Regions from separate parts of the Homo sapiens genome. Here region 1 is linked to region 2. The links are chromatin loops, found by intact Hi-C in ENCODE. Cell type or tissue: dorsolateral prefrontal cortex. All regions are shown on one strand. Each heading gives the region's core, and the rest is flanking DNA. Links, peaks and the distances in the headings are about the cores only.

Evidence for each region. A loop is a pair of places that touch in the nucleus more often than their neighbours do. Peaks named below come from ENCODE experiments on the same cell type or tissue, not always from the same donor. Only the 100,000 strongest peaks of a DNase experiment are listed, where the experiment ranks them.
Region 1: a loop joins it to region 2, with 4 times the contacts of the local background. A loop is called at or near these places in 22 of 110 quality-filtered maps.

Annotation. Positions count from the first base shown.
Region 1 is chr5:57,656,691-57,667,589 of GRCh38, reverse strand. LOC101928505 (a long non-coding RNA gene) reads right to left here. Exons shown (of 3, transcript NR_104668.1): 2 at 2,078-2,339. Among named protein-coding and RNA genes, the nearest start is that of LNCBRM, 92 kb to the right of the region's middle. In dorsolateral prefrontal cortex, for the core only: no CTCF peak of the experiment used is centred there; no DNase peak of the experiment used is centred there.
Region 2 is chr5:57,494,686-57,505,584 of GRCh38, reverse strand. It overlaps RMEL3 (enriched in melanoma 3), which reads right to left. Exons shown (of 4, transcript NR_186596.1): 3 at 8,668-8,805. Among named protein-coding and RNA genes, the nearest start is that of ACTBL2, 17 kb to the right of the region's middle. RefSeq lists enhancers at 10,634-10,693, 10,092-10,899. In dorsolateral prefrontal cortex, for the core only: CTCF peaks have their summits at 5,804 and 6,012 (motif pointing left); a DNase peak (open chromatin) is centred at 6,045; H3K4me3 peaks cover 409 bases; H3K27ac peaks cover 1,978 bases.

The DNA of each region.
Region 1 (10,899 bases), core at 1,536-9,535, 160 kb before region 2:
TATCAAATAGAGGAACAAAATCTATTCTTCCAAAAAAAGGAAAAATGCACAATATCCAAATAAATTTTCCCCAGCTGCTTGCTGGATATTGGAATTAGATAACATGACATAAGAAGAATTTTGGTCTAATCCTAAGAAGGGAGTATGGTTGGTTCTCCTTTTCACTTAACATCTTAATCTCTTCCCCCGCTTTAAAAAGGAAGATCTATTTAATATCAAAATAACATGATGGTTTATGATGTTGGAGCTGAGAGACACAAGAGGCTGATTCAGTAAGTAAAGGTAATCAAGTAGTGGTTAGTAGCAAAAAAAAAAAAATTGACAAAGAGAAGGTAGAGCTCTCATCTGCCTTTGAGGCAGGAGGAAAAAATATTTCCTAGGCATAACAAGAAATGCATGGTAAGAAAATTCACTTCCTAATCCCAATGTCTATGGTGTCCATATTTCCACATCCCAAAACCTGGACAAACTGATACATGGTCCAAAAAATGGTCTTATATTAGAGAAAAACAATTCAATTCAGTCATGTCCCAGGAAATTCAGTATGTTTAGTGTTAAAAATTGCATAGCTTCCCTTTCTAACAGAATAGTTTATGGCTCTACTTTTTATATCTTACTAGTTAATGCTTATCTCCCCAAAAAGAGTAGAATAGAGACAAAGAAAACTTCACTGGATATACTCTATGTGTAACCATGCCTCCATGGATATAGTTGCTAAAGTCTTAAAGTTTCAACTTGGGAAATAGTAAATTTGGTGATAGAAAGGAAGGAAAAAAAAAGAAGGGAAATGACTCAGACTTTCTTCACTTAGCAACAAGCCAGGAACAGGATTCACCTGGGTACCCATGGACTTGGAAGACTTATACTCTTCCAAAATTTCTTCCATAAACTGAAAGTGGGTGAGTATAGGGAGGCTGCCTGCTCCTTAGACAACCCTAAAGGGCCATATTTTGATAGCCAAATTAGTAAGATGATCCAAGGATAATAATAGTTCATATTTACTAAGCATTTGCTATGTGAGAAGCAGTGTGCAAGGTACTTTGTATCCTTAGCAACTCTGTGAGGGAAGTGATGACATTCCCCTATTATATAAGAGAAAAATTACACTAAGAGAATTAGGTTATTTGCCAAGATCACAAAGCTCCCAGTCATGGAGTCAGGATTAAACTTCAGGTATGACTTTCCAAAGCCCTCTATTTCCCACTATGACCAAATTTCTTTAACCATGAAATCAGTGGCCAAAGTTTTGGTTGCTACTTTGAGCTGAAGAAATCCTGGAGTCATTAAATTATTATTTGTGCATTTCCTCTGCTATCTTTTTCTCTATGACATCTTACTCTGTAGAATGAGTCAAAAAGATCTCTGCATATGTGATTATCAAATCACCTACAAACTTGAGCTGGCAATCTTTGTGAGGCAAAAAGATAATATTTGTGCTTATGGAATTCAGAAGAATGTGAGTATACCTGTGCCTCTGGCTCTGTGCCTTGGTATCTGAGGTGCTGTGATTGCTTACCAGCTCTGATGTCATTTGCGTACTACGGGTGGTGTGGTGTGTGATTTGCAAGGACAGCCAACAAGAGATATTCCCATTTTTATAGGCACATGCCCATCACAGTTCAAGACTATTTCTCTTCCACTCCCCTGGCACGTGGGTTGGCCGTGTGATTTGTTTTGCCCAATAGAATATGAAAAAAATGATTCACACCACTTTGGTTCAGGACCCAGGCTTTAAGAGACCAGGCAGTTTCTCTTTTCATTCTTGTTTGAAGTCCTGAGCCACTATGTAAAGAAGTTCTGCTAGTCAACCAGACACATGACGTGTGGGGAGAAATGTCACCCAACAGCCAGAACCAACCACCAAATAATGTGAGTAAAGCCTTCTCGCCTCATTACCAAACCCCAGAAGAGTGCAGCCATGTAAGGATTCCAGCTGATAGCATATGGAAGAGAAAAATGAATCAGCAGAGCCCAGCCCCCTCACAGAATTGAAAGAAAGAATAGTTCTTGTTTTAAGCCGCTAAGTTGTGGAAGATCTTATTAGGTAGTAATAGGTAACTGATATAAGTGGTCTTACCATGGCTGTTGTCCCAGAACCAGCAACAAAGCAAAAATTTGCCTATCTTCCGGTGACCAGCATACAGGATACACATCCTAGGAACTGCAGGCCAACTGAAAATAGGTGGGAAGAAGAAGACCAACCTGACACCAGTTTTCTCTAGATCCTTAGTCATCACTGAATAAGACTGGCTCATCTAGCATGTTAAACAGAGTTGCTACAGGCCCTCTGGATCAATTAATCATCTTCCTTCCGTGAACATTTTCTTCAATCCATTGAACTAAGAAAGAAAAAAACAAGAATATTATTTTAAAGCTATGAACCACAAATTTATGTGCTAAAGTAGGCTTGAAATTTCACTTCGTAGAGCCCAACTACTAAGCTACCCTTGACATCCCTAAGACTCTCTTCAAACTGTCCCCAGACAGCAGTTCTACATCTCAGCAAGAAGTGCAAATAAATTCTGCTGTCTCTTAGGCATCTTCTCTTAAAAGGCAGAATCTCACTACCTCCATGAGAAGGAGGAAATGTTTCTCTCAAGTTCCCAGGATGCACCACAAGTGATATAATATTCTCAACCAGGTGTTCCATTCATGGGAGATATTTGCCCTTTGATCTACTTGGCACCAGACATGTATAGAAGTGGACACTTCAGTTTCTCAGTGCTACTCCATTTGGAAAGTCCTTTCAAAATGTCTTTCCCCATTGTACAGGCTTAAGAAAGCTTCATTCTGAACAACTTCGGAAGGTATATGATGTTGAAACCAGTGAAAACCTTGTTCTAGTTTTGTTTTATAAATGCATAAAGTTTTTTAAGATCCTCATTTTACAGAAAAGCAATCTCTACAAAAGAAATGAGACACAGAAAATAATGAAACTCATTCTATAGAGAGTAAATTGACCAATTTAATTTGGGAAAAGGCAGGATAAGGGAAGACTTTATTATAAGCGAATTACATCTGAATTTAGTAATCAGAAAGAAAGAACATCTGCCTGTGTCTTCATGATGGTGGATTGCTTTGGAAGTGGTACTAATAAAAGAGGAGGCTGTGAGTAGGAAGAGGACTTCTATCAAGAGTCAGAAAACAATTATTTTCAAACATGGGATAAGAAGGTCAAAGGACAAAGAAAAAGGAAGCTGCCAGAGTCTTTGAGACCTAATAAAAAGAGGAAATTAGAGTGAGAAAAGCCCACTCTGGGTCTGAGAACAAGTATTCCTGGGACTAGTTCTTAAGAATAGTTAAGGGTTACTTAAACAGAGATACTACGTACATGAAAGATTTTACATTGTATTGTTATTTTTTATTGGCTAAAGTTTTGAGGCTTATTGAAATTAGTTGTTTTAACATGGGCACAGAGAGGGCAACATCACACACCAGGGCTTGTCAGGGGGTGAGAGGCAAGGGGAGGGAGAACATTAGGACAAATACCTAATGCATGTGGGGCTTAAAACCTAGATGACAGGTTGGTAGGTGCAGCAAACCACCATGGCACATGTATACCTGCACATAACAAACCTGCACATTCTTCAGATGTATCCCAGAACTTAAAGTAAAATATAAGAAAAGAAATACAAGGCATGTAAGCACAGTTATGATCTGAACCCTACTGCAGAATGATTTGTAAAGAACTAGGAAATAAAGTTTAGAAATTAGGAGGTACCTAAAAAAAAAAAAAGAAAAAGAAATTAGTTGTTTTAATAAAGATCTCTCTTCATTTATTTGAAAAAAAAAAAAAGTGTGGGGGGGGTGCGGAATTCTCTTTTCCATGCTGAGCAGCCACCTTATTATGTCACAGGGTTTGAGCCATTTGACCATGACTCTACTTCACGAGTCTATTGAAAGCATATCAGTATCTGGCTGCTAAAAAGGGAAATTTATCTCCTGGGTCATGGGAGAGCATGATAGCCATGCATACCCTCTTTGCATTTGACTTTCAAGGCATCCCTTGGCTGCCACAGCTCTAACAAATTCCCTTGGTCAGAAAAGAGCAGCTTCTTCTGCTCCCCTGCTGCTCCTTGGTTCTTAACATCTATCTTGCCTCAATACCTCAATGCACTTTTGAGTCTCAGTTTCCATACACTCCAGGCAAACTTTGATTTAATTAATTGTGTTGTATCACAGACTGGATAGTTAATCATTTTCTGGAGAAGGCACATATTCCCTTTGAAACCTCATTTTCATTTTTAAAAAGCCAACATTCCAGTGAATGTATCACTTCCTTATTTAGAAAAATATTGTCTGCTCTTTGCAGGCCAGATTCTCCAACTCGCTCAAACTAGAATATCTAACATTTATGGAATACTTACTCTGTGCCAGCCACTAAGCAAAATGTCTCTCGGCAACCAGCGGAGGGAGATATGATTCTCTTCATCTGAGACCTAGCTGAGATGATGCCTGGCTGTGCCCTAGTGAGTGGTACAGCTAGACCTTGACCTTTTATTCCCTGTCTCTAGGGACTATTGCCTCCTGGGAGTGCAGAAATAGAGGCTACAATTTACTAGACGAAGTCTCCTCAATCAGCTGTCAGAATGATTTCTACAAAATATTCTCTCAAAAACCACTTTGAATTTCTTATCAATAACTTGATATTAAGTATCACCGTAGTCCAATCAATCAAAAATTTGGTTTTCAAATCTATACTGTTGATTTATAACAACTCTGACCCCAGTTGTTGAGTACAATATGATTAAATAAGATATTTCTCAATTCATTTTCAGTAAGATATCTAAATTCATGCTATGTCTTTTTCTCTTCATTATATATACTAAAAGAAACCATGCCAATCAGTAGACTGTCTACCACCTACAAGGTTTAATAGAAAGAGGCAAAACTACTTAAATGACAGTCAAGAGAACTTCCCCAGCTACGATTTCATTGAAAATGGTATTTTTTTCTAGATATCCTGTCTTTATCATTCTAGTTTGTCCTCCACACTTCTCAACCCTGGTGTCTGCCCAGGAGACTGTCACATTTGGATAACATCAATATAACCTCTTGCCATTGGCTCTGGAGGAGCAGTGTCAAGTGATCAGAGGTGGGAAGAGAGTGAGGGTGCTGATTATTCCTCAGACTCACCATGCTGGGCCATGGGTGGCCACATTGCCCCAGTGAGGGCCCTGGCACCAGTCGCACAGCCCTTCATACAGCTCCCCCTCCGGGTTCTAACCTCTCCTTCTATTTGTCCCTTCAGGCCTCCCAGTGTTAAGAGTCCATATTAACACAGGGTTACATGCCATCCCTTGTTGCTTTTCTTAAGCCATGTCCATACCCTTGTAAATAGTCTTTTTATCAAACTCGGTTCAAATTACCCAGTCTTAATGTGCCATCTGTTTCCTGTTGAAATCTTGACTGATACAATATTGAAAATATTGGCAAGAATCTACAAGCCTCACCAAAACATGATTATTATATAAAATCCCTATTTAAGATACAATCTCAAAAATTACAAGAGACAGCTCTTTTCTGAAGACCTGGCTTTCATTTATGGTGGGTTAATTACTCATTGTCTCTGAATAAGGTGGAAAAAGATCTATTTCTCTCTCTGTGAGTAAAAATATTACCAATATAATGTAGCAAAACAGAAAGAGATCTCTATACCTTGATAATTATTGAAGTTAAGATGCCCTGACCTGCAATGCTGTTTAAGAGTTGAGAACATTTGGAAGTACCAAGGATCCTCCTTGCTCTTTCTGACCCCTTTGCCTTCCTGACTCAGAGTAACATAGAAGAACATTGCTCTCCAGAAATCTGGGATTCAGTCCTTGTTCTGCCACCTAGTAACTCTGACTTTGGCTATTTTATCTAATCTTCCTAAGGCTTATTTCTATTATAGGCTGAATGTTTGTATCCTCCCAAAATTCATATATTGAAGCTCTAACCCCCAACATGGTGGTATTTGGAGATGAGATCATTGAGAGGAAATTGGGATTTAATGAGATCATGATGGTAGGGCCCCATGATGTGATCAGTGCCCTTATAAAAAGAGAGACTAGAGAGCTTGCTCCCCCTCCTACATATAAAGATACAGTGAGAAGGTAGCTGTCTGCAAGCCAGGAAAAGAGTCTTCACCAGAAACAACCCTCTATCAGACCTTGAAATTTCCAGCCCCCAGAACTGTGAGAAGATAAATTTCTGTCGTTTAAACCACATAATCTGTTTTTTTTTGTTAAGGCAGCCTGAGATGACTGAGACAGTTTCTGTCCCTTTAAATTAGAGATGATCATACTAGACTACCCATGTTGGAATTCTCCTCTCACATTTACTAGTTGCAGAGCCTTGGTTAGTTTGGTTAATTGAAACTCAGTTTCCTTATCTATAATAATTAGAATAATAATAGTAATACTTTTAGGTTTGTTGGGAGGATTCAATTAAAAAAACTTAAGAAAAGTACTTATCACAGTGTCTGGCACTTACTAAATCTCCATATTAATCATCATTATCACTGCTATGGAAACACAGAATGAATAACTCTCCCAGGAATAGGGTAGAATCAGCAAAGGCTTCTTAGAAGTGAAGAAGAAAGGAAGCAGGAGAATATCCTATAGTCAGCCTTTATTGCATTCCCCAAATATCTAAACCAATGTTAGCTATGTAACAGTAAGTGCTAATTCCCTGCTCTTTGATTGATGTATTAATATTTGAAAAAATAATTGAATTACAAATGCTTGAATTGAGTAGTGTAGAAGTTACATTATGAGCAATTGAAGAGTAACTGTGGAAGGTGAGCTGACTAGTAAGGAAGGAATTGAGTAGGCACTTCATGAGTTCACTGATTGCCACTTTGACATGGGATAGGAGGCAGAGATAATGTGGGGAGCCACAGAGAGGATGAACTTAATATTAAACCTCTGTATGACAGGGTGAATACCCTTACTGAATTCTGTGAGTGTGAATTCCAAAATTCACCAGATTATAGATTTTTTCAAGTCAAAAATCACACTTGATTTTACATTTGGCTCCCACTCACTAGAAGCATCTCAGAGCAATAAGCACATAGTAGATTTCAACACATACACTGAATAGACAATTGTTGAATAGGCTGTGCCTCACACTGCCAGTCTGTTGAAGAAGACTTCCTGGAAAAGAAGAATCTGAGGAACCACTTGAATGACAAGAACAAGACGGTGAATAAGTTCAGGCAAAGGGGTTTGTTACCAGGCAGAAAAAAGGTAGGAAAGGGTCAGGTTTTTAACTAACTTCTCATAGATTTTGGAACCTTGTTTTCAAATGTTGTTTTTAAAAAATTTTTGTAAAAAATTTTTTTTACAAATGAGAATGAGGAAAAAGAGAGAAAAAAGGAGGGGAGGAGGAGAACAAGAGGAAAGGAAGGAGGGAGGAAGGAAGAGAAAAGGAAAAATAGTGACCTAAAACCTCTGAGAGAAGCCCAGAGACAGACTGAAGTGAATACTCCAGAAAGGTCAGGAGACCTCACTTCTCCTTCTGTAAGAAATGTGGATGTTGAAACCAGTTGTAGGATGAGGTGGTGGCTCCACGATCCAAGCCTGATTAATATGAATAAGGAAGAGGAAAAACTGCTCAATTATAGACCCTCACATCCCGTGTTTCTCTAGATTTGACAAAGTTCATTCAATTAATAACCATGGAGTTTTAGAGGAGCTCACCACTTTGCTAGGCCCTATTGCTGCAGCATAATGGGAGATTGCAGAAGGAACTACAATAGATGTCTAGTTCCAGTGACTTTCCATGTTGAAGGACAGGAAACACAGAAAGGGGACCATATAAAAAAAGAATATTACATGTAGGAGAGATTGACTCAAACACCAAAATTTTAAATCATTTTTAATTAAAAGACTGTTGAGAGAAGAAGGAGATGAGTAAAAGAAGATTTCTTATAGAATGTGAGTCTGAGAAATGCCCTGAAAGAAATGGAGAGTCTGGCTTGGCTGCAGTAGGTAAGATCATTCCAAATTAGGGTTGGGGAATGATCTCAGGGAATGTTGGATAAAGATAGGCAAGATCTATTTATCACTTAGAAATTGTGTTCCATGCTTATACACTGTTAGTGGGAGTGTAAATTAGTTCAACAATGTTGAAGACAGTGTGGAGATTCCTCAAAGACCTAAAGACAGAAATATCATTTGATCCAGCAATCCCATTACTGGGTATAGACCTAAAGGGATATAAATTGTTCTATTATAAAGATACATGCATGTAATTGTTATATTACAAAGTTCATTGCAGCACTATTCACAATAGCAAGGACATGGAATCAACCTAAATGCCCACCAGTGATAGGCTGGATAAAGAATATATGGTACCTCATGGAATATTATGCAGCCATAAAAAAGCATGAGATCTTGTCCTTCACAGGGACATGGATGGAGCTGTAGGCCTGTATCCTTAGGAAGCTAACACAGAAACAGAAAACCAAATACCACACGTTGTCATTTGTAAATGGGAGCTAAATGATGAGAACACACGGCCACATAGAAGGGAACAACATACACTGGGACCTAGCAGAGGGTGGAAGCTGGGAGGAGGGAGAGGATCAGGAGAAATAACTAATAGGTACTAGGCTTCATACCTGGGTGGTGAAATAATCTGCACAACAAGCCCCCATGACACAAGTTTACCTAGGTAACAAACCAGCATATCCTGCACATGTCCCCTGAACTTAAAAGATTTTTTAAAAATAGAAATTGTGTTCCAAACCCCCCAAAATACTATGTTGAATATATTCAGGGTTAATTTTTCTCCAGTATAAAAGAAGTCCAAAGGGAGCTAAGCTAGGTCTGTTGTGGTACTCCTCGATGTCATTGGAGATCCAGGTTCTTTCTAGTTTTCTATTTCACCATCCTTTGGGCATGACACTTGTGTTCTCAAGATAGCTACTGAAGCTCCACCCATCCTACACATGTTTCAGACAAAAGGAAGAAAGAATAGGTAGGGCAAATAGGCACATACTTCCCCTTTGAAGAGACTCCCCAACAACTTCCATTTATAGCTCATTGGCTGGAATTCTCTCATACGGTTACCCAAAACCGGCAAGGGAGGCTTAAGAATTTAGCTGTTTAGCTTGGCATGTTTCTACAGCCAATAGAATCAAATACTTTAAACTGAGGGATAATTCTAGAGTTCAGCAAGAAATAACAGGAAAAAGTTTTCACACCAAAATGAAGGGTACATGTAAGAAACTAACCCTGTAATTTGTGGCCTATGTCAAAGACTGAAGAGGGAGTTCAAGCCAGAGTGAAAGTTGTTGCTCTTGCAAAGCAGGCTGGTTTTCAAAAGATGGGTTAAAAGGTTGTCATGGAGCTCTTGAAAAACTGCATGCAGAGGAATTAAGAGCAGAATTTGTTCCATTTGCAATGTCAATCAGTGTGGAAATGTGCTCAGGACCAGCCAAGCACACAATAGCACATGGCACTAAATATGACACTGAGATAACTCTTTTAGGACCGTGAACATACAAATGTATCTCTTAAAACCTTCAAGCTCCCCTTGCTGACATTTGGTGCATTTTCAGACTTTGTCTTTATGTGATTTTGATTTCCAATAGTTGAATTTGAAATATAAATCAAGAAGTTTCCACAATAATTTTTACCATTTTGGAAAAAGTAGGATTTTTTTTTTATTTTAAGAATATAAATGCACAGGCATACCTGGGAGATATTGTGGGTTCAGTGCCAGACCACCACAATAAAATGCATATCACAGTAAAGTGGGTCACAAGCATTTGTTGGTTTATCTGTGCATATAAAAGTTATCTTTACACTGTACTGTAGTCTATTGAATGTACAATAGCATTGTGTCTTTAAAAAGTATATACCTTAATTAAAAAATACCTTATTGCTAAAAATGCTAACGAACATCAGAGCCTTCAGCAAGTTATAATCTTTTTGCTGCTGGAGAGTCTTGCTTCGATTTTGATGGTTGCTGACTGATCAGTATGCTGGTTGCTGAAGTCTAGGGTGACTGTGGCAATCTCTTAAAATCAGACAACAATGAAGTTTGCCACATTGATTGACTTGTCCATGAAAGATGTCTCTGTAGCATGTGATGCTGTGTGACAGCATTTTACTCACAGTAGAACTTCTTTCAAAATTGGAGTTAATCCTCTCAAACCCTGCTGCTGCTTTACAACTAAATTTATGCAATATTCTAAATCCTTTGTTGTCATCTCAGTAATGTTCACAACATCTTCACCAGAAGTAGATTCCATCTCAAGAAACCCCTTTCTTTGCTTCATCCGTTAGAAGCAACTTCTCACTGGTTCAAGTTTTATCATGAGATTATGGGAATTCAGTCACATCTTCAGGCTCCACTTCTAATTCTAGGTCTCTTGCTATTTCCACCACATATGCAGTTACTCCCTCCACTGAAGTATTGAACCTCTCAAAGTCATCTGTGAGAGTTGGAATCAATGTATTTCAAACTCCTGGTAATGTTGATATTTTGACCTCCTCTCATGAATCATGAATGTCATTAATGGCATTTAGACTGGTGAACCCTATTCAGAAGGTTTGTAATGTGCTCTGCCCAGATTGATCAGAGGAATCACATGTATGGCAGGCATAGCCTTGTGAAATATATTTCCTAAATAATAAGACTTGAAAGTCAAAATGACTTCTTGATCCATGGGCTACGGAGTGGATGTTGTGTTAGCAGGCATGAAAAAAAATTTATCTCTTTGTACATCTCCATCAGAACTCTTGGGGGACTAGACGAATAGTCAATAAGCAGCAATATTTTGAAAAAAATCTTTTTTTCTAAGCAGTAGGCCTCAACAATAGGTTTAAAATATTCAGGAAACCACTCTGTAAATAGCTATGCTATCATCTGGGCTTTGTTGTTCCATTTCTAGAGCACAGACAGAGT
Region 2 (10,899 bases), core at 1,366-9,365:
GGGAAGATTTTCAAAAATGGCTGACAGTAACATTATTTTCTTGTACTTTACATAATTGCACAAAGTGACTCAGAATTGACCTCATGGGTGAAAACAGGCAATGTATGGCAGTAAGATGTCATGGTGAAGTAAAATACATTATGGAAATCACTGCAAAAGCTAAGAGATCAGACTACTTTTCAGAGTCCATGGAATTTGTAATCATCCATTTGCTGCCACATTCCTTTTGAAGGATGTGACCCAGACTTTTGTGAAGGCTCCTGTATATGGACTCCAATTTTTCTATTTACTTATGCTTGACTAAGGAGGAAAAAAGGAGCTTCCATAATCTTTGCAGTCCTCACAGTCGAATCTTTTTTAATTACAGTCTGTTTCCATTCTCATCTGTTCTAAATGTAAATCTGCAGTTGTCCTCAAACAGTCAACTCCAGAAGGGTGCAAAGATTTCCCCTTGTTGACCTAGAATTCATTTGGAGCAGCACAATTCTCAAGCCCCTTTACTGAGTAAAAGTTGGCTACAAATCGAATTTTAATTTGTATAGAGTCAAGATAGGAACTTGGATTATTAGAGAAAGGATAAGCATCAGTGAAAAATGTGTTTTCCTATATCAAATATACAATTAACATTAAAGTAAAGAAACCCATTGTTTTCTAAATGAACATACAGCCTTCTTCTAAAGCAGTCAGTTTCCTAAGCAATACAAATGTATGAAAATTTTTCTGACAACTGCTACATTTTCCTCCAGAGGAATTACACACATGACCTTTGAACTTTCCATAGGAAAAAAAGTGATTGTTCCCAGGCAATCCTTAGCACATCCCTACTATGTATAAGGCATTTATCTTGAGTTCCAAAAGCAGAATGGCCTTTCCTACATAAGTAAGGAAAGGACATACAGCAGCTTTGTGACTCACAAAGTAATCCATTCACTGTCTAAAATGTACAATTTCTACTGCAAGGCAACGCACACTAAGTGAGGCACATAAGCTTTGACTCATCCAAACAACATACTCGTCACTTCTCCAGGTAGATAACTTTCACTGGCCTCACATCCACACTCTCCGCAGTCACGTGACCCATGGGTGTGGCAATGATGCTACTCTTCAGCTCATGCCTGCAGTCTGCCCTGCTTCTGACAGCACCCCAACCGCTGCTGTCCCCTACCCCAGGAGGAAAGGGCAGGGCAGGATTTTCCACACAGTACCTGAAAGGTTTCTGTAGAAACATCTGCTTATCTGGAGGCTGCCAACATAAGAACCTCATCTCCCTCCTGCTCACCTAGACACCTCTGCCCCAACCCATTCACCAGCAGAATCAATAGAAATCCACAACTGCTAAAGCCCTCCTCATTTGTATGTCTGCTCCCTCAGAAGGCCTGTGCTGTCTTTGCTTACATTTTACCTGGCTAGAAGGAGAGAGACTGAAGGGGGTGCAAGGACTTTTTAAAAATGAGGTAGTCCTTTAGGGTCCTCTTAGAATCTTGATAAGCATGAACTGTTCTGAAACACTCTAATCTAGCACTTAAAATGTTTTCCCCCTCCCTAAACCAAAACATATTATTGGTTGAGCCTACAGAAAATTGCCAATATTCAACCATTTTTGACATACAAAAATCTCAATTTCATGTGGTTCAGCCTAATCACAGACTTGAGCCTTTGGCTCTATTCGTTCTAAAGTTCGGCTTTTCAAAGACTCAGTAGACTATTGCGACCTGAAACTTTCCTTTGTAACTTTGTTATTCTGGGAATGGAGTTCTACGTCCCTAACAACTGACCACAAACAAATTTTGGAACATAATCTATTCATAAGTTGAGGTCTGCCTACAAAGAATGTTCTTTCCTGTGCAAGACAGGTTGATGAATTGCATTTATTAGAATTACAGGATAAAGAAACCACAAAAGGCTAACTTTGGGTCTCCAGATAGCCCTCTCAGCCTTCTGGCTCCAAAACATAATCATAATTTAAGCTTGTCTGGTGGTGAGCCAGGCTGGCCCGGGAAAAATTAGTGCAATCAGACTCATGAGTCTAGGTGAAGGCCACAGTTCTCAACATAGAAACACACATAAAAAAAGCTGACTAATCAAAGAGCGAACTTCAGAAATGAAGAAGAGATAAAGAAAACAAACAAACAACAAAAAAAGAGTAGACAAACGTGGGGATGTGATTCTAAACAGTGTTCTCAACCATGCCTGCCTGCCTGTAGAAATAACTTATGGAGGCTTAAAGATACAGGTGCCTGTGCCTCCCCAGACATTCTAATTTCAGTGGGCAGAAGTGTATCTGGGCACCCAAGTTTTACAAAGCACCCTAGGCAGTTCTAATAAGCATTCTTTTTTGAGAACTATGGTTCTAAAGATTAGTCCAAAACCAGGAAATAGATCCATGGAGTAAAAGATAGGAAACACGAATAGGATTTATAGGTCTAAAATGAGCCCTTGATCCAGGCAGTCACCCTAACAGGTGAGGCCATTGTCAGAATTCCTTGTGGTAGTTTCCTGGAAGCATAAAGGCTTCCAGGGAGTCAGAAAGGTGTGTGGCATTAGGAGAACACAGCAAATGGTCATAGGGCACCAGTCAAGGGTTCAGGTAGGACCCTAAGGAGAGGGGAAAATGACGGGTAAAAAACAGGCACAAATTCCACCACTAAGAGAATTCTGAAGATAGGGCAGGAACCAAAAAACCATGGATCTGTACCTAGATGGACATGAGATATCACCGTGAAGCTGAAAGATGAGATTCATTCAATACTGAGTCCTCAGGTCCTTCTTATCCTTCTCCTTACATCCAGGATTGTTCCTACAGCCCAGAGGAGGCTGTATTATCCCAGCAGTAGGGGTAAAGAATTTAGGGGCAAAACCCCAGCAAGCCTTTGTAGTTTTTCCCTTAGAATAAGCAACTTACTTCCTTCTGTTTGCCATGCCCCAAAAAGGGGGACTTTTTCTTGAAATTCTGCTCAAGACCTAATTTTGTACTCTAATGGCATAATATATGGCCCACTCTCTCTCTCAATGTATAGTCATGTACAGTTGCACAGTTTGTACACTGCACAAAGGCACATGACTGAGAGCTAGGGACTCTTGAAGTCATGTGGCCTGGTGCAGAGTTGTTTCTGCCCAGAGGACCCCCTTTTTCAATTTTGCACAAAGACTCAGTGGGGGCTAGGAGTAGCTCTGACAGCAATGAATGATTTGCATCTATTCAAGTATTTGTTGACTGAATGATTAATCTATTGACTCTAACCCTGCCAAAATCGATGGACAAATGCTATGTTTTAAATATTTAACAGGGCATTCTGCATTTACCCTGCACACTGACATTTTCTCCCTAAAAATGTTCATTTAAAAAAGGAAACTCCATCAAGTGTAGCAAGAAAAAGCTTGTACTCTTGCCCAGCCAACTTCATCCACTGACGACAGCACAGAAAAACATAAAAGCCCCTTGTTTCGCTGTCTTTGTTTCCCATGTTCTGAGGAAAATTGCACTGGAATTATGAACAGTTAGCAAATGGTATATAAACGACCAAAAGCCAAATGACAGCTCTATGAACAGACCCAGGCTGGCCCTGGCAAAGCCAGGCTGCTTGGGTTCTGGAACAAGAATTAAGGAATCAAGTTCCATTCCTGGCACTGTCCCCAGTTTGCTGTTAACCTTTTTTGCTGTCACCTCCTTTGCATCCACAGGGCTTTGTGACATGCACTGCAGTGCAAATGAGACACTATTTGATAAGATCTGAAAACCTCGGACAGAGGCCACAAAGCCAAGTCAATGCAGGGAGAGTTCCTCAGATGTGTCTCTCCCTGGGGCCCAGCTCTCTAAGGGATCTCTCGCTCTCTCTCTCTGGGGCTGTTGAGCTGCTTGATGAGATGTCAGCCTTTAACTCGACGGGAATCATGAGAGAAAAAAACAGATTGTAGAAAATATCTCATTTCCCAATGAGACAGAGATTCTTGACATAGCTTGACCCAGCAGTGTAGAAAAATTCAAGAGAAATGCATCAGTATCTTTAAAGAACAGACACATCCTGTACATCTGAGCTGGGCTTTCAATACTGTCCCTCCTCCAGGCTCACTCAATATTAAACCCTTTCATACCATGTGGCTCCTCCTGAGATTCCATCATAACTGTTTAGGCTCAGATGAGGACAACTCAAACCACTCTATTTGGACCTCATTTTCTGCCCTCTGTCCTTCCTCGCCAGAAAAAGCATTTGCTCTATTTTGTAGATCATATCTGTTCTAAAGGTGGGAACATGGTCCCTTCATAGCTGATGGAGTTCTCTGGATATATCTCCAAGACTGACTTGGTTGGTTTCCAGAAATTCCCTCCTTTCTCTAACACTTCCCAAAGAAGGAAGGATCCGTGAACTCACCTAACAAATTTGTTCAGATCTGCATCTGGTCTCACATCTGTTTCCTTCTCCACCCACTTCACTGGAATGCTCTCCGAGTGTGGGGAGTGTTTGGAACAAATCAGAAGAAAGTTCCTATTTAATAGAAGGTGGAGTGTTGGTTATTACACCTGGGTCCCATCGCCATCTCGGGTGCATCTAATTCCTCAGGAGTCCTGTTCTGACAGCATCCTCCAGGCCTGGTGCTCCCTTCTCAGAATTTACAATGGAAGATTGGGTGGAGGAGGGACTGGCTTTGGTTTTGTTTGTTTTTTGCAGAGAACCGAATCTCTCTCTTTGCTTTCAAATTGGCTTCACCTTCCTCACCAAGGAGAGGCCATTGGGCTGAGCACCTGTGATGATACTGCCCTGGCTCCTCCTCAGCTTACACCATAACTACTGCACCCCAGATTTAAGGCTCACAAGTTGGACCGAGTGATCTCCACAATCCTTCTATAATTCTTTGAGCCTTTTTCATAGACTAAAACAATTTTCAAGTATAACCCCCTTTTGCTTTTCTCCTTCCCATCATTCATATTCAGCCAGGCTAGTTAAAATCAAAAGGAATAAAAAGTAACAAAAGTATATATGTGTGGCTATTATTAATAGGAAGCTATAATTTGAAAACCTCAATCTTCTCATTTGGAGGTAAGATGTGCAACGTCTTTACATGTATCTTTGTCTTTTCAGCCTCATTTCTTTCTCCTCCAGAAAAAGTATCCCCCAAGCAAACAAATAAAAAAATAGAATATATTTAAATTATAAGTAGAGAGGCCGAGGTGAGCAGATCACTTGAGGTCAGGAGTTCGAGATCAGCCTGGTGAACATGGTGAAACCCTGTCTCTACTAAAAATACAAAAATTAGCTGGGCATGGTGGCAGGCACCTGTAATCCCAGCTGCTTGGGAGGCTGAGGCAGGAAAATTGCTTAAACCCAGGAGGCAGAGGTTGTAGTGAGCCAAGTTCGCACCACTACACTCCAGCCTGAGTGACAGAGCAGGACTCCATCTCAAAAAAAAAGAAAAAGAAAAGAAAAAGTGTAAGTAGATATGCTTTAATTTAACCATCCCTACAAAATTAAATGATAGTAATACAGGAGCTAATCTTTGGAGATAAGTAAAACAACCTAATTCAGTGGTTCTCAGCCAGGGCTGATTTTGCCCCCCGGGAAATATTTGGCAATATCTGGAGACATTTTTGGTTGTCATGACTGAGGTGGGGAGGGAAGAAGTACCACTGGAATCTAGTGGGTGGGTAAAAGCCAAGGATGCTGCTAAACATCTTTCAATGCACAGCTCCCTACCACAAAGAATTATGCAGCCCAAAACGTCAATCATGTCAATGCGAGAAACCCTGGTCTAGAGATACCAACAGACCTAGATATACAAAACCATTATTTTTCCATACAACAGAGAAAGTCATGTATTCTCATTAATAAATAGTAGACTCACTAAGCCAAGCAGTCACATAAATAGCACAGTAAAGGTACTATGTAAATTTGAAAGCCAAGACTAAACAGGCAGGACTTGCAGCTTTTCCATAGGTGTTTTTTTTGTTTGTTTGTTTGTTTTTACCAGTTAGGCTCTAAAGAATGTTGCTGCCATCTAGGGGATAGAAAGAGAATCCCAAAAGCACCGTGTTCCTAGCTCCAAGGGCACGAGGTCCAAGCCCTGCAGGCACACTACGCACTCATTTCCCACGTTCCTACACTGAAAAGAAAAAAAAATACTTTGAGTTTTGTGACAAGCAATTGTTTAAAATTAAAAATACATCTATGTGACTCAGAGTCTACAGTGCCTTCAGTTAATTTGTTTTCTCCATTTCACGTGTGTGGTATGAAACTGAAAGTCCAGGTTTCTGATAAAGATAACAGATGTTTGCTGCCTGCTTTTATTTTCATATTTAGTTAGGGTAGAAAGAGGAGGGTCAATCAGTGGCCTCAGAACTCTCTGATAGGACCTCTCTTTCCACACACGCTTTTCTTTGGGTCATAGCAAGACAACAATAAGCTCTAGGGAAATTATAAATCAATAGAACTCCTTGCCTTCTTAAAAAAAAATAGGAAACTTTAATAATTAAATCAACTCTAATTAAAGGAAAATCAAGAAGAACCAGGGTTCAGAAGACAGAGGTGTTCCACCAGCCAAACATGCTGTTATTCCTACACACACACACACACACAGAGAACCCATGCGGATAACAGAGCCAAAAGGACTTCTCTAAGAGCTTTGAGAAGAGCATAGAGAGGGATTTTGCACTTCCGTCCTGTAGTTTTTGGAGAAGCTGGCTCTTGGGCTGCAGGAGTATAGTGTACCAGAGTTATAGGCCCCCTTTCCATTCTTAGCGGTGGTCTTTCTCAAGCTTCTTCATGGCTGCATGGGCTGAACTTTGGTTATTTTTCATGCACCAGAGGTAGAAAGCTTCCAATTCCTTTAACACAAGGGTTCCAAAACATCTTAAAATGATGCAAAAACTTATTTTGATCTTCACAACATGCCTTTGAAATAGGTGTGAATTCTATTTCTGTGTTTTAGGCAAAGAAACTGTTGTTTAAAAAGACTAGGACATTTTATTCTGACTGGCCCATCAAGTCCTGCAGATCCCAGTCCAGTTCATCATTCAGTTTGCAGCTGCATAAAATCGGATGGCTCTTCCTCCTCACTGTTTTAATGGAGCATCCTTTCCCACTTCCCACCTCTACCCTTGCTGGGGTCCTGCAAATACTACTATCCAGACCTTATTTTATTCCAAGGGAAAATGTTGAGGGAACTACCATCAGAGCAAGAGAAGAGAAACCTGTGTTATCACTAAGACATGATTCCACAATTGGCCAAAAAGAAGAATTATCTGATAATCCATGTGACCTCTTTTATAGCCGTCAGACTACAAGTCAATGGATGGAGGATGGATGGATGGATGGATGGATGGATGGGTGGATGGAGAGAAATAGGCAAGGCATGAAATTTCCATTAGCATTCCAGCATTTCTATGAATTTCCTATAGCCCAATTCTCCTAAACAAAGAATCTCATGCAATATTACCTGAGAAAGCACTATCCTGAAGAAATGCAAGGTGTTATTTAAGATAGACACTGTTAGTAACATTTACATTATATTAAATATTAATGTTTTGGGGATACAAAAAATTGTCTATTTACCTACTTCATGGAGTTATTGTCAGAATTGAGTGAGATACAGCAAGAGAAAGCTCTTAAAAGTTCATAAGCAGCACTCTGCATATATAACATGTCACTGTTATTGTCAAATACAGTAAGATAAATTGTCACAAAGTCATTTTCCCAAAGGTGATGTCATGTCTCCATAGACATGGATGCTTATTTCTTCAAGGATCACATATTCTGAGCACCCACCCAATAAAAGCAAACATGACTTGATAGGTAGACAGGATAATTTAAAATTGGCACTACCCTCCACCCAATTTCAGAATATTGTATCTAGTCCAATTCATTAAATTATTTTACCTTATAGAAGGAAAGGACCTATAAAAGATATGTACCATAAGCTCCTCTTTATCAATTTATTTCTTGCTTATGTTTTATATAATTTAGAGGAAATGTTCGTGATATGGATGTGTGAGAAAGATACAAAATTTAACATACATAAAGGTCTCAACTATGTACGTAAAAACAAGAATAGTGATTATCTCTGGATGGTAAGATTACCAAAATATTTTTTCTGCTTTAATGAGAGTCTAATTTTTGTTTTTGTTTTTGTTTTTTTTGAGACGGAGTCTGGCTCTGCCACCCAGGCTGGAGTGCAGTGGCACGATCTCTGCTCACTGCAAGCTCCGCCTCCCGGGTTCACGCCATTCTCCTGCTTCAGCTTCCCAAGTAGCTGAGACTACAGGCTCCCGCCACCACGCCTGGCTAATTTTTTTTTTTTTTTTTTTTTTTGTATTCTTAGTAGAGACGGGGTTTCACTGTGTTAGCCAGGATGGTCTTGATCTCCTGACCTCGTGATCCGCCCGCCTCGGCCTCCAAAAGTGCTGGGATTACAGGCATGAACCACTGCACCCGGCCAATAAAAGTCTATTTTCTTCATCCAATATTAATGAATATTCATTCCCAGACTTCTAGGAATAAATATTTTTTTCAACGCATTCAAGCAATCAGGTATTCTATAAGCCTTCATCCTTCCCTTTGAAACATTTTTCTGGAGCCTCTGTGCCCCACTTCTGGGATTTGCTGCTCTCCAAGCTAGTTTCACAGCTATGGCATCTGCATCTCCCTCCCCGTCGCCCTGGAGATTTCTTTGGCATACCTTCTGGGTTGAGGTTTTTATTTTCAGGGTCTCATGTTTTCTTCTTTCTTGATATTTCCTCTGGTTTTCTTGGAGCACATGGGCTGATATTAACTAAGAAGAGGTTGATGGGAGATAAATCGTTGAGTCTTCATGTGTCTGAAAAGGCATTTATTATTCCCTCATATTAATTGTGAGATTGGCTGGGTATAAAACTCTAGTCTGGATATCATTTTCCCTCTGAATTTCCCATTTTGCTATTGACAAGACTAATGATACTTGGGTTCTCATTTTTATGGTTGTGATTATTGGGAGTTTTTTTCCAGTTAAAGCTTTTAGGACCTTCTCTCTCTGCCAGCGTTCTAAACTCTCGCAATGATGTAAGGTGTGATGTGTGTCCTTTCACCTATTTGTGAGTTAACCAGTTCGAGCTATAGGTTTGCCTCTCAGTTCTGGGCAATTTTCTTAATTCATTTATTTTGTAATATCCTTCCCTCTGCTTTTTTTTTTCCTTTCTGTAACTTCTAGTAGTTGGATATTGTACCTGTTGGATTCATCCTCGAATTTTTTTTTAAAAAAATCCTTTTTGTGTGTGTCTGTCATTTTGGTATACTTTCTGGGATATTTCCTCAACTTTATCTTCCAACAATTCTATTAAAATTTTCATTTGTGCAATATTCTTTTTAAGCTCTAAGAGCTCTTTTTGTTCTCTGAATATTTCTTTTTTATAACATTCTCTTCTTATTTTATGTATGCAATATCATCTTTTATACTCAGAGGATATTATTTATAGTTTTGCCTTTGTTAGCTTTTTCTTTGTTTCTATTCCTTACATTGTCCCTACCTCCTTTCTGTTCCTTTTGTTCCCATTGTTTCTGTTGATTGTGTCTTTCAAATTAGAAGCTTTTGTCAAATAGCTGATGTCCCTGGCTGTCCCTTAACCTTTAAAAGCAAGGCAATAAAAAGCTGACTGGAAGCTCTGTGCCTTAAGGAGACAGGCTGCTCTGTAGGATGATTTGGCTGGGCTTTTGATTGAGGGATCCCTAAAGTTGATATCTGTATGCCTTTCCAATTAGGCTCATCCACCCTCTTGCCTAAGGGATAAAAGCCTGGCTGCCAGCATGTTCTTGAAGGCAGGTTGGGAAAGGAGGCTGAGGACCTCTCTATGCACTATGTAGACTTTTACATAATTCCTCTGTGGAGTCTATTTTACAACAGATGTGGTTTTATAATACAAATTAGCTCCTACGCAGTTGGTAAATAGAAAAATTATGTCAGTATAATGCAGAATTAATTTATATGCAATACTTCCTCTGCTCAAGAAAACAGGATGTGGAGCAGAAGTATAACCTTCGGTAGGAAAGGAAAAAGTTTTTAATGGTTGCTGCTCTGGCAATAGAAACCGTTTGCCTGTGGTTTGAAAATTAAAAACAAGTACTTAAACCTGGGCTTCACCCTCGAAGCGGCTACACCCCACACCTGTGGGACTCTTGACTCCTGGCAGGTGGTATTGTCTCTGTGGCACCTTCAGGGCAGCCACACTGACTGAGAAGGCCACTTCTACTGCATTGTCGGAGTTCCTACCAGCTCTGCTCTTGTGTATGTGTTACTAACATTCTCTCTCAATTATTCCTCTGACTTCACAACAATTGTAACAGGCCCCAGCCACACGCAGCCTGCCTCAATAGTACAAGTTAATTTCCTGAGTATCAATTATTGTCTTTACTAGTGCTTTGCATAAGTTGTGAATTTTCTACCTCAATCTTTTTTTGCACATGGCCTTACTTTTTGTGTGCAAGTTTGAAAACTGAATTTTTCAGGAATCTCATCCTTATTGTGCCTTAAGCTTGTTTCCAAAACTGGCCACAACTCTTTCTTTCCCTGTAGCCACGTTCCTTTGCAATGTGACTTTGCAGCCCTGTCCATCAAGAGGTAGACCCTATCCCTCCCCAGCTCTTGAATCTGAGCTACACTTGTGACTTGCTTTGCCCAACTGAATGCATAGAAGAGACACTGTGTCAGTTCCAAGCCTAGGCCTCAAAAGTCTTTGCATGCCTCGACTAGCCCTCTTGGAACCCTGCCCAGCCACAATGTAAGAGCCTGGGCTTTGCCTACAGGAGGAGAGCAGACCACATTCACCAGAAGTGAGTCAGCCCGGCTTTCCCAGCTAAAGCTTCAGAGATAAGGGGCAGGGTTGGGGAGGAGTTCTCTGATGAATTTGCTTTTTTATCCGTATCTTCAGCCTATTTCCCT